2 separate regions of the Homo sapiens genome follow, and region 1 is linked to region 2. A link is a contact called in ENCODE Hi-C or POLR2A ChIA-PET data. All regions are on one chromosome and are shown on one strand. The core of a region is the stretch at or near the end of the contact, and the rest is flanking DNA. Distances in the headings are between cores, read along the strand shown. Region 1 overlaps KLF7 (KLF transcription factor 7). Region 2 holds the start of CCNYL1 (cyclin Y like 1).

Region 1 (6,817 bases), core at 493-2,992, 570 kb after region 2:
ATTCTTCTCAAAAACTTTTCCTGAAAGTTTACAGTTACCACTCAAAAGGAATCTAAAATGGAACAGACATTGAGAACACTTACAACTGACACCTGTATTTCATTTATGATTAGTCTCTTTTTGGGTTTGATAACTTCCCATCCATGTATCTACCTGTAATTTTCATCTTGCTAAGCAAAAAAGTTGTCATACTTTATATAGTAGGTATATTGCCAGTGTTGAATAGATGTATTATTGTTTAAAGGTTCATTAAAAGAAACTCTCAACTTCTTTCTTAGTGTATTTGTAGTATTTCTTCCATTGGAAAAAAATGAGTGAAGAATAGGAAAAGTTATTGGGTCTTTCCATGTTACATATTAAATCATGTCAAATAAGAGATTTTGACTGAGCCTGCCAGTAAGGTCTTAATGATACGTTACTGCACAGTATTTCCTAACAAAGTCTGTATACATGTAAGCAGCAGGTAGTTATGGTCATCAGTGGTGGCAATTCGTTTTTACAATATAGATACGAGAGTTCCATTCCTTAAGTTCTGCCCCAGAACGGACTGGTGAGTTGTCACTGTCCCTGTTGACAAATGTGAATAATAACTAAAAATACTTCAGGCTGCATTTGTCTGATTCTGGCTTGGTATGTGGCTAAAGGGGAAAAAAACCTTTCTGGGAAGTGTGATGCTTCTTTAACAGCAAATGGATTGAATTGATGCAAGTCTGATGTGCAACAGGGGGTACTTAACCTTCTATCTAGAATCAAACGCCAGAATTGGAGAAGCTGAAGCCAACCACGACTTCATAAAGATAAGACATTTACTTGATCTGCATGACTGGAGGAAGGATTTGGGGACTAAGATGTGTTTGAAAACTTAGTTGGTTTACTTTTAATGTCAGCAGATTTGCTGCCCTGAAATGACAGATATGGAAGCTGCTTGGGGATAGTGGCAGGATGACCGAAAGACCAGCACAGATCTTCAAAGAAAGGGGAAGACTGAGCCACCCTGTGTTCATTGGGTATCATGGGAGTTGGTGATAGAGGCAGTTGGCTTGGGTCATATGACCTATGAGAGGGAAACAGTGACCCAGCTGGGTGGGAGTCCTAGGCAAATCAGAAGGAACACAAGGATAGGGTTGGTGGTGTCATTTTCATGAAGTAGAGCTATTATTTCGTTCTGGTGAAAAAATGTATAAGTGTTCATTTGGGTACTTGTCGGTAACCCAAGAAAACAGAGTGAAAAATGATTGACAGTGGATGCTTTAAAATTTGTGACTGCAGATGAAGGAGCATCCCATTTGTATGACACATTTAAAACTTCTGCCTTAGGTTAGTCCCTTGACATGACTTTTCACTTGCTGGCATTTTGGAAGTCTATGCCAAATGACAGCTCTCTGCCACCCAGCCTTTGCTCAGTCTAGCTATGCTTTTTTTTTTTTTTCTCCCCCCCGCTGTGACGACTCCTAGACCAGGGCCAGGGTTTTTATGGGAGCCTCTCTACATTGCGTTCATCTGTTGCGCTTACACAAGCAGTTGCCTCCCTTGAGTTAAGACTCTAATGAAGCATGCTTTCCCCTGGAGCCAGCCTGCCCCTCCCCTGGCCTCTCTCTCTCCACCAAGGCAGAGAGCGAAGCCCTCTCTTATGATATTGCAGAGTTAATAATGCTGCTCTATTGGTTTTGTGAGCCTCTCAGTCACAGGGGGAATGTGTGGGGGATGGGCCCCAAGCTAGGAAGTGTGCCTCCTCTAACTCTCTTTCCGGCCCTGAAGCTTTTGTTTTGAATCTGGAAGCTTCAGACCAGGGCTGGATTTCCAAAGGTCAAATGTGCCTGCACATTTTGTCCTTAATGAGTGAGCCTTGCCCTGGAGCCCTCGCTGAAGGCGCCTGCGTTGAATCTGAGTAGTAGCCACAGAAGCAGTAGCTCCATAGCCAAATCCATTTGCCTGACATGCCACCCTTGAGAGAGCCTCCACGAGCCACTGAGGGTTACTGGCCAGGAGAATGTGGTCATAAATGCATGTCTACAGGAATGGGTGAGGTTTCCTTTTTGCTTAGAAAGCCAGAAAAACATCAACAGAGAGAGGCTACAAAGCAGAAAAACATACCCAGACTCCGAACCTTCAGTTCCCTCAACTGACAAAATACTTGAGGGTTTTAAATAGAAACAGTTTAACTTTTTTTTTTTTTTGGTAAATGGAGGGATTTTTTTTTTTCATGTCATTTCTTTTGTTCCTCTTCCTCATTTTCTTCTCCTCCTCCTCCTTTTACTTTAAACTTTACGTGTGAAGATCAACTGATCTCTGAGGAACTGACGTTTCTTTTATTTGATGATGAGAATTTCCTAACTCATTGTTGATCTTTTTGCTTCAGCTACCAGGCAAATCAGAGATGAGTTTAATTCTGTGCTTAATCCAGTGGCATTGTATTTTAGCTAAGATTTTTTTTGATAGTATTTATTTCCATCTTTTTGGGTTTTGTCCTCATTTTGATTTGTTATGTTTTTGTTGTTGTGTTGTTTTCTAAATTGGGAGTATCAGTCTGAAAAAGAAAATGCCTTGAATGATTTCTTTGACATTTAGGTTCAGGAATATCACTGGGCAACATTAATACGGCTACTGGGTTTCACTAATATCTTTTGAGCTCTTTAATCTTTCCCTGAGTTATCACTGAAGATCTAGAGAAACAGCTACTGCCTTTTAGAAGTGCGTTGGCAAAGCTTAACCCAGAGCAAACCACCAATGTAATTGTCAGCCAAAAATAGAAGACATTTTTTAGGCCCGAGGGCATGCATTTCTTGCTCCTCCGTAATGTGTACCCCATTCATCAGAATCCTAGACTGCTCATCCTTTTCCAGACACACAGTGGGGCTTTCACCTCTCTACACCCTTGCTCACACTGTGTGCACTTTTTAGAATGTCATTGTTCCCTTTCTCCACTTGGCAAAAGTTCACTCATTTGCCAAGGTCTGTTTCAAATGTGACTTCTTCACAAGGCCTTCACTGACCTCTGCAGGGAGAGTGAGTGGGTTCCTTCTCTGTGTTGCCATACCACTTCATTCAGCCTAGTGCTTAGTCGCATGTGCTGTGTTATCTTGAATTGCATGTATTTCTATCCCTCTCTTCCTGTGATACCATGAGCACCTTGTAGGCAGATATTGAGCTCTAGAATCGCTTGAAGTCTCCAGCACAATGTCCTATATAAAGTGGAAGCTCAGTAAATAACTGTTGAATTAATTTGAAAGAAGTACAAGATAACAGACCCTGCCCTGAAAGGCCATCAGAGTTCAAACAGGTGTCACCTGTTTATCTTAGCAGAGCTTTTTCTCCCCAGGCATTCATTATCTTATTGGGCAAAATCTACCAATCTCCCAGTCACCTCAGTGAAGAGCATGCAATGAAAAATAATAGTAGCTCCTAATCAAGATTTTTAAAAAATTCATTGAAGAAGTATTTATTGAGCAGCTATTGATTATGCCCAAAAGAAGTTTAAAGCTTGGTGCCAGACCTCAAGGCTCATTGGATTTGTCAGAGCTCTTGCCTCTTCCTGCTTGACATTTCATGGTGCCTTCTCTACAGATTTCTCATTCTTGTGACAAGATTCTTATTGAGAGCAGGGATTCCAGCCGAGTACTGCGGGGCAGGAGGAGCTGAGCAGGGCCGAATGAAAGTGCAGCTCATCATTATTTCCTTCAGCTGGGTCTCTCCTCAAATAAGGGATTTCTTAGGGAAACTGTGGGACGTGAGGCTTAAGGTTCTCCAGCTGATAACTACCCTAAGAGACAGTTATACCATAATTTGGATCCACAGGGAAGAAAGAACTGCCCAAATATGCCTCTGTTTTTTTCTTTTGCCTCTGCTTTCATTTGAAACAGAAGGCTCAGACTGGCAGCTGTGGGCCCTTTGCTTGTCTCACGCACTCTAACTTTTTAATACTCATTGCCAACATTGAAACAATTGGAGAGATTCCACATAAACCCCAAAAGATTTGGGCTTCCTTTAAAAACACTTGCCAACTCTGGACCTCTGTTTTCTACATGATATCGATGAGCTGGTGCTATGTACCAACTTCCCCTTTTAGATGGCATGTGCTATCCAGTTTACCACAGTCCCCACCCCTCATTATTGTCATATTCCTTGACTGTTTCACTAATGTATGTTATGCTCCTAGTCCCTGAATGTGTTTGAGTTTGATTCCTAACCTAGATTTATGGGAAGATGTGTTACCTTTTAGAGGAAAGCATCCTCAGAAATAGCATCTACCTACTGCAGCACCCTAAGGACAAGTATGTGGTCTTGTATCATGGGACCTTGTCTAGGAGACTGAGCAGAAACTGCAGTCCAGAGTCTGAAATTGAGATACCTGGAGCATGGCACTGCTATAAGCAGAGGGATCAGAGTAGGGAATTCCATTTTCCTCATACCCTGGTTCCCTAAGCAAACAAGATTTGGTCATGAGAAATTTATTATATTCACGGAGGATTTTCATACCATTGGGAAGGATATATATATAGTCCATTTTATATATCTCTATATATATACTAATACTTTTGGTTTCTTGATAAAGAAACCAGAGACTGAAGATGAGATGACTTGAGGAAACGCATAGAGCTAATTATGTAGAAGGAGCAGGCAGAAGTCATCCTGACTTTTGTCTGTGTTCTCTCCATGACTCCACATTGTCTTTTATTTTACATACTTACAAAAAGTCTCAAAGTTGAAGGATTTGGTGTCCAAGACGGATCAGGTACCCTTTACAATGAGATACTTAATTGCCTGCTTTTAACAGAGATGGTCTTCTACCAGCATACATTTCTGAATCACAATAGTCTTCCTCACCCACTGGCCCACCCTTCTTTTTAGTCTGTTACTAACAGGTGATTATAGACACAACTACTTTAATGTTTAGGCTCCATGTAGGGAGCAGGGCCAAGTGTAAATTGTGCCCTTGAGGTGATCTGCTTCCCAGAGTTTGATGATCCTCTTGGTTAGAGGTGTGTTACTGATGGGAGCAGCTACTGGCATCCAAGATTTTTATACAAGAATGAGATGCTTACTGTTCATCTGTTTTCCATTGCTCCTATTTTTACTCCTCTTGTTGCTTCTATTTCTTACATGCTTTTTTTTCCTCACTGCATTTTCTGTTTTGAACAAAAGGGATGGGTGATATATGATACTGGTGTTGGAAAATGCATTAGTCTCTAAGGACTGGGAGAAAAATGTTGACTTATTTAGTCCAATTTGTATTTTCATATTTATTAAAATTAGAAAATGTTTTTTAAAATGTTGGATAGCAGGTTCAAATCCCCCCTTTAAAAATTATATAAATTTGAGTTTCTATGTATTTGGTATTAATCAAATAACCAAAATAAGGTCTTCAATAAATTGTGTTTATAAGTTTTCTCAATTCAAATCTTAAAAAAACAGGCCAGGCCCAGTGGCTCATGCCTGTAATCCCAGCACTTTGGGAGGCCGAGGTGGGCGGACCACGAGGTCAAGAGATTGAGACCATCTTGGCCAACATGGTGAAACCCCATCTCTACTAAAAATACAAAAATTAGCTGGGTGTGATGGCGGGCACCTATAGTCCCAGCTATTCGGAAGGCTGAGGCAGGAGAATCGCTTGAACCTGGGAGGCAGAGGTTGCAGTGAACTGAGATTGCGCCACTGCACTCCAGCCTGGCGACTGTCTCAAAAAAGAAAGACTCTTGTCTCAGAAAAGAAAAAAAAGATCTTAAAAAATGATTCTAATTCTATCTGTTTTCCTCTCAATGACTACACTTGATGTTGACAGGTTGAAATGTCTGAAATCCCATTTGCTTTTAACAATTCAACCAAGACTTGCAATGACCAGAGAGAACTCGGAAATTGCATAATTAAGGGTGTTGTCAAAACCAAGACTATTTGCCCCAGTCTCACCAGGAGAGATTACGTAGAGAAATGTAGTTGAAAAGCTTATGAAATGAAGTTTGGGATCTGATGGTTTCCAACTTGAGAAGATCCAAAATCTTCATCAGGAATCCTTGTTTTTCCAAGGTACTAAGAGATAATGGTTTGTTGGATTTTTAGAATGTTTTGAGATCCTTGGTGGAAAGTTCAGGGTTGGACCAGAAAAAAAAAAACCTAATTGTTAGTGGCCAAGAAACTTTTCGTTCTGTTTCTGGTCTTTTTGGTAGTATGGTTACAGAACAGTGAAAAACTCAGTTTTCTTTACTAAGTTAGGTTCCCCATAAATAGGATGGGGATTTTAATCTTTGCTGCCTATTACAGTCTCACAGGGGGACTCCAAGGTTACAAGATTACCAGATAAGTATCGATAAGCATTTTCAGATGCTTTTCCCAAAAGAATTCTCTGTAAAAGAAAAAAGAAATGTATGTCATTTCATATGGAATGGATTGGAAAAATCCCAGTTTCACCTGGGAGTTAGAGCTGTTACAGCTTTGCTCCTGTTTCTGTCAGCCTGTTTTCTAGAGAAGATGGATGGTTTCTACAGGTCTCTGATTCAGTACCTCGTGGGCTGAAAGCTCAGGGCGTGCTTTCAAAAGAGTGAGGATAAAGCATCCCCTACCTTCGCAAAAAGGATCCTCTCATTCACATAGTTGTTAGCAAATCCTGATAGTGTAGGCGCCATTTTCATTTTCTTTTCCAAAAAAGCACACGCAAGGAAGAACTCAAGTTATTGAAGATCAAGCCAAATAAATGACCAAATTTCGTGGCAATCGCAGACACAGACACAAACATCGAAATATCTCCTTATTTAAGGCAGCAGCTCTGCTGGGGCCTACATTCCAGGATTCTCAGCAGAGAAAACATGTTTTCTTTATAGAGGAG
Region 2 (6,741 bases), core at 2,847-5,346:
CATTCCACTCCAGCCTGAGCAACAAGAGCGAAACTCCATCTCAAAAAAAAAAAAAAGGCCAGGCGCGGTGGCTCACACCTATGATCCCAGCACTTTGGGAGGCCAAGGCAGCTGGATCGCTTGAGGTCAGGAGTTCGAGACCAGCCTGGCCAACATACTGAAACCCTGTCTCTACTAAAAATACAAAAATTAGCTGGGCATGGTGGCATATGCCTGTAATCCCAACTACTTGGGAGGCTGAGGCAGGAGAATCACTTGAACACGGGAGGAAGAGGTTGCACTGAACCAAGTTTGTGCCATTGCACTCCAGCCTAGGCAAGAGTGAAGCTCTGTCAAAAAAAAAAAAAAAAAAAAAAGAAATAGCTTGAAGAACAAAGCCGAGCGTCATTTATGTATGATTTTTGTCTAAGTAACAAAAATAATTCTTCATTGTAGAAAAGCTAAATTTTTTGTTTGTTTGTTTGTTTTGAGACAGAGTCTTGCTCCACTGTCCAGGCTAGAGTGCAGTGGCACGATCTCAGCTCACTGCAACCTCTGCCTCCTGGGTTCAAGTGATTCTCCTGCCTTAGCCTCCTGAGTAGCTGGGATTACAGATGCCCGCCACCACACCCAGCTAATTTTTGTATTTTTAGTAGAGACGGGGTTTCACCATGTTGGCCAGGCTGCTCTCGAACTCCTGACCTCGTGATCCGCCCACCTCAGCCTCCCGAAGTGCTGGGATTACAGGCGTGAGCCACCATGCCCAGCCAAATGTTTTACATCTCAGTAAGAATTTCTGTTTCCAGGGAGACTGATATAAAATTGTCTGAAATAAAGATATTAAAAGCAAACTTTCAATGTGTCTATACTTTATATTTGGTGTTCTGGCCATGTTTCTATGGAAACTTATGAATAATAGGCAAATGCCGAAATGGAGATTTCTATTATCACTTTATTGAATGCCACAAAAATAAATTTTGAGACAAATTGAAATAAAAATGTAACTGTCATACTAACATACAATGGTAAATTCTGTGCTTACAAATTCTCTTTTTCCAACTTTTCTGATTTAGCACTCTTTATCATCATCCCATGCTTAATGCCTGGTACCTTACCTTCCCTCTTGCCAGCTTCTAATATTCCTCTGTCCAGTGCATTCTCAGCTTCAATTCACAGTTACCAGAACAAACTCTTTAAAATTTATCAACCTGTTTATTTGATGGGTATATTTAGGCCATTTTGTTACCTCTACTTTTATTCTTATCCACTGAAATGAATGTATAGACATAAGATGGAGCCAGGCAAGATGGCACACGCCCGTGGTCCCAGCTATTCAGGAGGCTGAGGTGGGAGGACTGCTTGAGCCCAGGCCAGGAGTTCGAGGCCAGCCTGGTCAACACAGTGAGACTCTTTCTCTTAAAAAAAAAAAAAAAAAAAAAAAAAAGAGATGTAAGTGTTGCCTCTGAATCGTGTAAAATAAACTTTGAAAGGAACTAATCAAGACCGAAGTAAGTTCTCAAAAACAGGACTATTTTATGGGTAAAATACATGATGCATTCTGGATTTTTAAAAGTTTTTTAAGAACTGAACTTGGTATATCTCACCTCCATGTCAGTCTGAGAACTGAGAACCTTAGTTCTGCTCAGTGGCTGTCTTACATAGTCATTCTACATACCTAACTCTTTATTTCTTCATTAGCAACACGGGGAATATAAACAGGCCTTATTTTGGAAGGGCTAAATTACATGTACATGAAAGTATGTATTTTCATGTACACTGGGTGGGAGCCTTATTTGGGGCTCTCACCCAACACCACCCACCCATCTACTAACTGGTGTGTAAAATCACTCAGAGGCTTACCTGACACCACTAAGAGAGCATTAAGTTTTCACAAGCACTTACATGCTTTGTGTATAAAGGTACAATCAATTAACTCACATAATATATTTGTTCATTCTTTCACAATGTCTGAATATTCCGAAAGGTAAGTAAAGTAGTTCCTAGTTACAAAGGCATGTCCATCATGAAGCTTAATTATTATTTTAAAGAAATTAAGAGTCCAAGCAAAGTTTAAATATAAGAGTTCTAACACATTTCTTCTATAGTAATGAAATCTCTGGCATTTATACGAAACAAATGAGCCCACTGGATTTAAACATCTTTATGATACAATGTTTTTCTACTTCAAAAGAATTAGTTTTTATTCAAGAATCACGCTGCTACCCAGAATTATTTTTACCTAGACTTATCTCTTTCCAAAATTCTAAAGGCAAAAAACTAAACGTTTCCTCTCCCCTCACCCCTACCTCAACGGTTTAGAGTCTGACGAACCCCAACATTCTCATCTTTGACCAGGATTCTATTGGCAGGATTGGGAGGAAGGAAGGGGAACCACGGAAACAAATACTCTTGAGCAGGCAGGGTCTAGCATTTTAACTTCCAAACCATTACATTATAAATTAAGTCTAAATTTATACTTTGTCTCTTTTGAAACTTCTAACCATGAACCACCCCACCTCTCTTTTAGAACAAGGAGGTATTGAAGTCTGTTAAGTCACCGGAGAATGGCTGGAGATGTATTTGCCACCGTGGGAATTTTAAAGTAATCAGAACTCCGTGGCTAAACTCCTTTGAGTTAACAACCTCTGGGCGCGGTGGCTCACGCCTGTAATCCCAGCACTTTGGGAGGCCGAGGCGGGCGGATCAAGAACTCTGGAGTTAGAGACCAGCCTGACCAACATGGTGAAACCCCGTCTCTACTAAAAATTCAAAAATTAGCTGGGCGTGGTGGCGCACGCCTGTAATCCCAGCTACTCGGGAGGCTGAGGCAGAGGAATCGCTTGAAACCGAGAGGCGGAGGTTGCAGCGAGCCGAGATCGCGCCACTGCACTCCAGCCTGGGCGGGCGACAAAACGAGATTCCGTCTCAAAAAAACAACTTGTCTGCACCCCTGGTAATAACCTCTCACACCCTTCACAGTCATTTTACGCCCCTCCCCCCATTTTCTTTCTTTCTGTGTTCAAATTATAGTTGGAAGGAATAAAGCAGCTTCTTTCACGCCGACTTAACCTATTAGGAATACCATATAGTGTCTCCTATGGCAACCTCTATTTTGAGTCTAGATAAGAAATCCTCAAACATCTGGGTCTAAACTGTCGCGGGCATCAGCTATCTTCACGGATGGGAGGAAGGAACAATCAGACCCTTACCTGGTTCCTTCACTTAGGTACCATCTGGATGGGTTAAGGGAGGGAATGGGATGAGTACTCCGAAGTTGAGGTATTTGAGTTTCCATTGAGAAAAGGAAAACAATATACCCCAAAAGTCTTAGCAAAGTCCCACCAGACAATGAACAGAGCTACAAACAAGAAGGGCGGCGGACTAGAGGGTCCCACGCCGGCTTGGGAGAATGGGAAGCGGGAGCAAGAACTGGGCGTTACGGTAAGGAGGAGGAAAAGAAACTGGCCAGACGCAGCAGGGCAAGAATAAGGGGTGGGGACGCGAGGCAGAACCAGCCTTCGTCCCGGGGCCGGCTACCGGCAGGAAGGAGCCCGAGGCGGCGGATGCCTCCCGGGGGACTCTGGGGGAGGAGGCGGGCAGAGGTGAGCCCGAGGGCGGATGGCATCCGCCGCCTCCTTACCTTCGGGCATCTCGCGGTCGCTGATGTGCTGCAGGTGGTGGCCCTCGCCCTCTCCGAAATCCAACTCGGCAGGCTCCACCACAGCGGGCGCTACCGCCACCGCGTCCCCGGACACCGCCTCGTAGATGTCGGACGCGCAGTACAGCTCCGCCGACCCCGCGCGCCGGCCCAGCTTGGGGCTGGCATTGGGGGACACGCAACAGGTCAGCGTGTTCCCCATGGGAAGCCTCCGCTCCTCTCTGCCACCGCCTTCGCTCGCCCCCTACTCCGCCGCCCTCAACAGCCGCCCCCTCCCCCAACAATGGCGCGGCCGGCACCGGCAGCCCCGGGCTACGCTGGGGCTGCACCGCGCAAGCAGACGCCGCCTCGCCCGCGGTTCGCCCGCCCGCCCCGCGGCCCGGCCCCGGGCAGGGCTCGGGCCTCGGCCGCACCCCCACCGCCGCGCTGCCGCCGCCTCCCTTAAGCTGACTCGTCTGCGAGGGCGGTGACCAGCCCGGCTTATTTAAAAGGGGTGGGGAACCCAACAAGCGCTGTGAAGCACAGCCACTGCCGGGAGAGAGCGCGGCTGGAGCTCCTCCTCCTTCCGCCGCCGCCTACCGACTGAAGGCCGCTGGCCCTGGCCGGTGCCTGCCAACCGGAACGCGACCTGCGGTCACCTGGTTAGGAGGAACCAATCATGGTCAGAGTTCCCCCTCCGGCGCCCGCCTCGAAGCCAGGCACGTGACCTGCTGCCCCGCCCCCGCCTGGCAGCTGCCCAGCCCCTCACGCCGCTATCCCAGACTCGGGTTTTCATTCATCGCTGGCTGCTGGGAGCTTTCCGGTCCTACTGGAAGCGCACGGGCATTTGTAACTGGAAGCTGTGTCAATGATCTCTGTAGAAAGCCGTTATTAGTAAAGAGTTCGCTCCATTAGCAACTCTTCTTCCGAGTCTGACAGCTTTCGTTTGCTCACTAAACTTGGTTACACCCAAATTGTTAACTGTTTTTGTAACTCAGTGCTCCGCTCCTGTCTTCCAATGAGCGTTAGTTTTCACCTGCAACGTGATCATAGCAACCCTGGGGCCCTGGTCCTACTCTCCATAAAGAGTTGTGGCTGTGGGTCTTGAATGAGACTCGAGGACACGTCACCCTTCCACTTCCTCATCCATAAAATAGGGACCTAACTCGTCCCTGCCAACTCTGAAATGCTGGGACTCGCCAACTCCCTTTTCTTGCCTGTTTCTCTCCTCTAGGCAGGGACTTCCAGGTTTCTCTTCTTGTACTAAAAACAGCACAGAAAGCACGATTTTCTCACGCAAAACTGAGAACCATGCAGTGGGGCACCACAGTCTTGATTCCATGAAGATGAATAGTTACCATTTGGCAAGCACTATGTGCCAGACAGTGTTCCAACTGTGGTATATTTATTTAACCCTTAAAAACAATCCCGGCCGGGCGCGGTGGCTCATGCCTGTAATCCCAACACTTTGGGAGGCCGAGGCGGGCGGATCACCAGGTCAGGAGATCCAGACCATCCTGGCTAACACGGTGAAATCCCGTCTCTACTAAAAATACAAAAAATTAGCCGGGCATGGTGGCACGCGCCCGTATTCCCAGCTACTCGGGAGGCTGAGGCAGGAGAATCACTTGAACCCGGGAGGCAGAGGTTGCCGTAAGCCGAGATCGCGCCATTGCACTCCAGCCTGGGCGACCTAGGCTCCGTTTCAAAAAAATAAAACATAAAAATAAAAATAAATAAACAAATATATATATATACACACAATGTCACTTCCTCCCTAAGCTTGATTTCTACCTTTATTTTCTGATCATCATGATCAGGGACCCTCACCCTGAGCAGTCATGTAAGCTTGCGGAAGTAACTTAACTTCTGCGTCCCAATTTCTTCTATAAAACCTGCAAAATGGGATTGTTTTTTTTTTGTTTTTTTTTTTTTGAGACGGAGTTTTGCTCTTGTTGGGCGCGGTGGCTCACGTCTGTAATCCCAGCACTTAGAGAGGCAGAGGCGGGTGAATTGCTTGAGGTCAGGAGTTCAAGACCAGCCTGACCAACATGGAGAAACCCCGTCTCTACTAAAAACACAAAAATTAGCCAGGCATGGTGGCGTCCACCCATAGTCCCAGCTACTAGGGAGGCTGAGGCAGGAGAATCTCCTGAACCTGGGAGGCAGAGATTGCAGTGAGCCAAGATCAGTCCACTGCACTCCAGCCTGGGCGACAGAGCAAGACTCCGTCTCAAAGAAAAAAAAAATTGTCTGAAACCCTAGGAATGTCATTAGATACCATTTTGGATGATTCTTGTAGACTTGAGACGATGCCTATTTTAAGGTACAAAATAATGCCTGCATTTAACAACAGACATACACAAAAATAGATATCTACGACCTTGAAAACTGAAGAATTTAAAACTTGCTAACCAGGAAGATATTGGGAAGCATTGTTACGGAAATAGATTTTAAAACATTTTGAATGAAGGGAATATTAGAGAGAATTAAGAAAAAAAAATTCTGTAACAGTGGCAAGCCTGGGAGAGCAAAGGGAAGCAAGTAGGAGGAATGTGCTTTGAATTAAGCAAGAGTTTGATTCTGTGAAAGAAGCTGAGACTTTATATAGGTCCAGAGTTAACTCATACGTTCACTATCCATTCAATACCTGAGCTCTTAGCACATGTCACATACTTTTTAAGTGCTGGGGATGTTGCTTTCACCAAGATAAAAAAAGGCTCCTGTTCCTGCAAAACTTCCAGTAAGGGAGTCAACAGACAACATTGGCCATCACCTCCACCTTCATGGCCTAGGATGGCTATTGATCTCCAGCTATTGGGTCTTCATTCCAGACAGCAGGGTGGAGGAAGGAAAAAGAAAGAAAAAATTTGGGGGCCGGGCATGGTGGCTCACACCTGTAATCCCAGCACTTTGGGAGGTTGAGCGGGGGGTGGATCACCTGAGGTCAGGAGATCGAGACCAGCCTGGCCAACGTGGCAAAACCCTGTCTCCATTAAAAACACAAAAAAAAAGGCTGGGCACGGTGGCTCACACCTGTAATCCCAGCATTTTGGGAGGTCCGAGGCAAGCGGATCATGAGGTCAGGAGTTCAAGACCAGCCTGGCAAACATGATCAAACCTTG

What was found. Hi-C counts contacts between places; a loop is a spot of excess contacts on that map. ChIA-PET counts read pairs that join two places held with the same protein, here RNA polymerase II (POLR2A). Pooled maps may share reads with other maps.
Region 1: a loop to region 2 is called in a pooled map, with 4 times the contacts of the local background. The contact joins the enhancer-like site here to the promoter of CCNYL1 in region 2. A Hi-C loop is called at or near these places in 7 of 50 pooled maps. POLR2A ChIA-PET finds 5 or more read pairs at or near these places in 2 of 52 experiments (CD4-positive, alpha-beta T cell and GM12878).

Annotation. Positions count from the first base shown.
Region 1 is chr2:207,138,781-207,145,597 of GRCh38, reverse strand. All of the region lies in intron 1 of KLF7 (KLF transcription factor 7), which reads left to right. Among named protein-coding and RNA genes, the nearest start is that of KLF7, 24 kb to the left of the region's middle. RefSeq lists an enhancer at 2,815-3,316. Within about 2 kb of position 1,742, at least 30 of the 41 ENCODE cell types and tissues checked have a DNase peak (open chromatin) inside an H3K27ac peak, as active enhancers do; they include CD4-positive, alpha-beta T cell and GM12878, where a contact is called at or near this core.
Region 2 is chr2:207,708,995-207,715,735 of GRCh38, reverse strand. CCNYL1 (cyclin Y like 1) reads right to left here and starts at 4,096. Exons shown (of 10, transcript NM_001330218.2): 1 at 3,620-4,096. The coding sequence starts at 3,839. RefSeq lists silencers at 3,273-3,432, 3,445-3,554, 3,975-4,424 and enhancers at 3,296-4,292, 4,645-4,694, 4,705-4,904.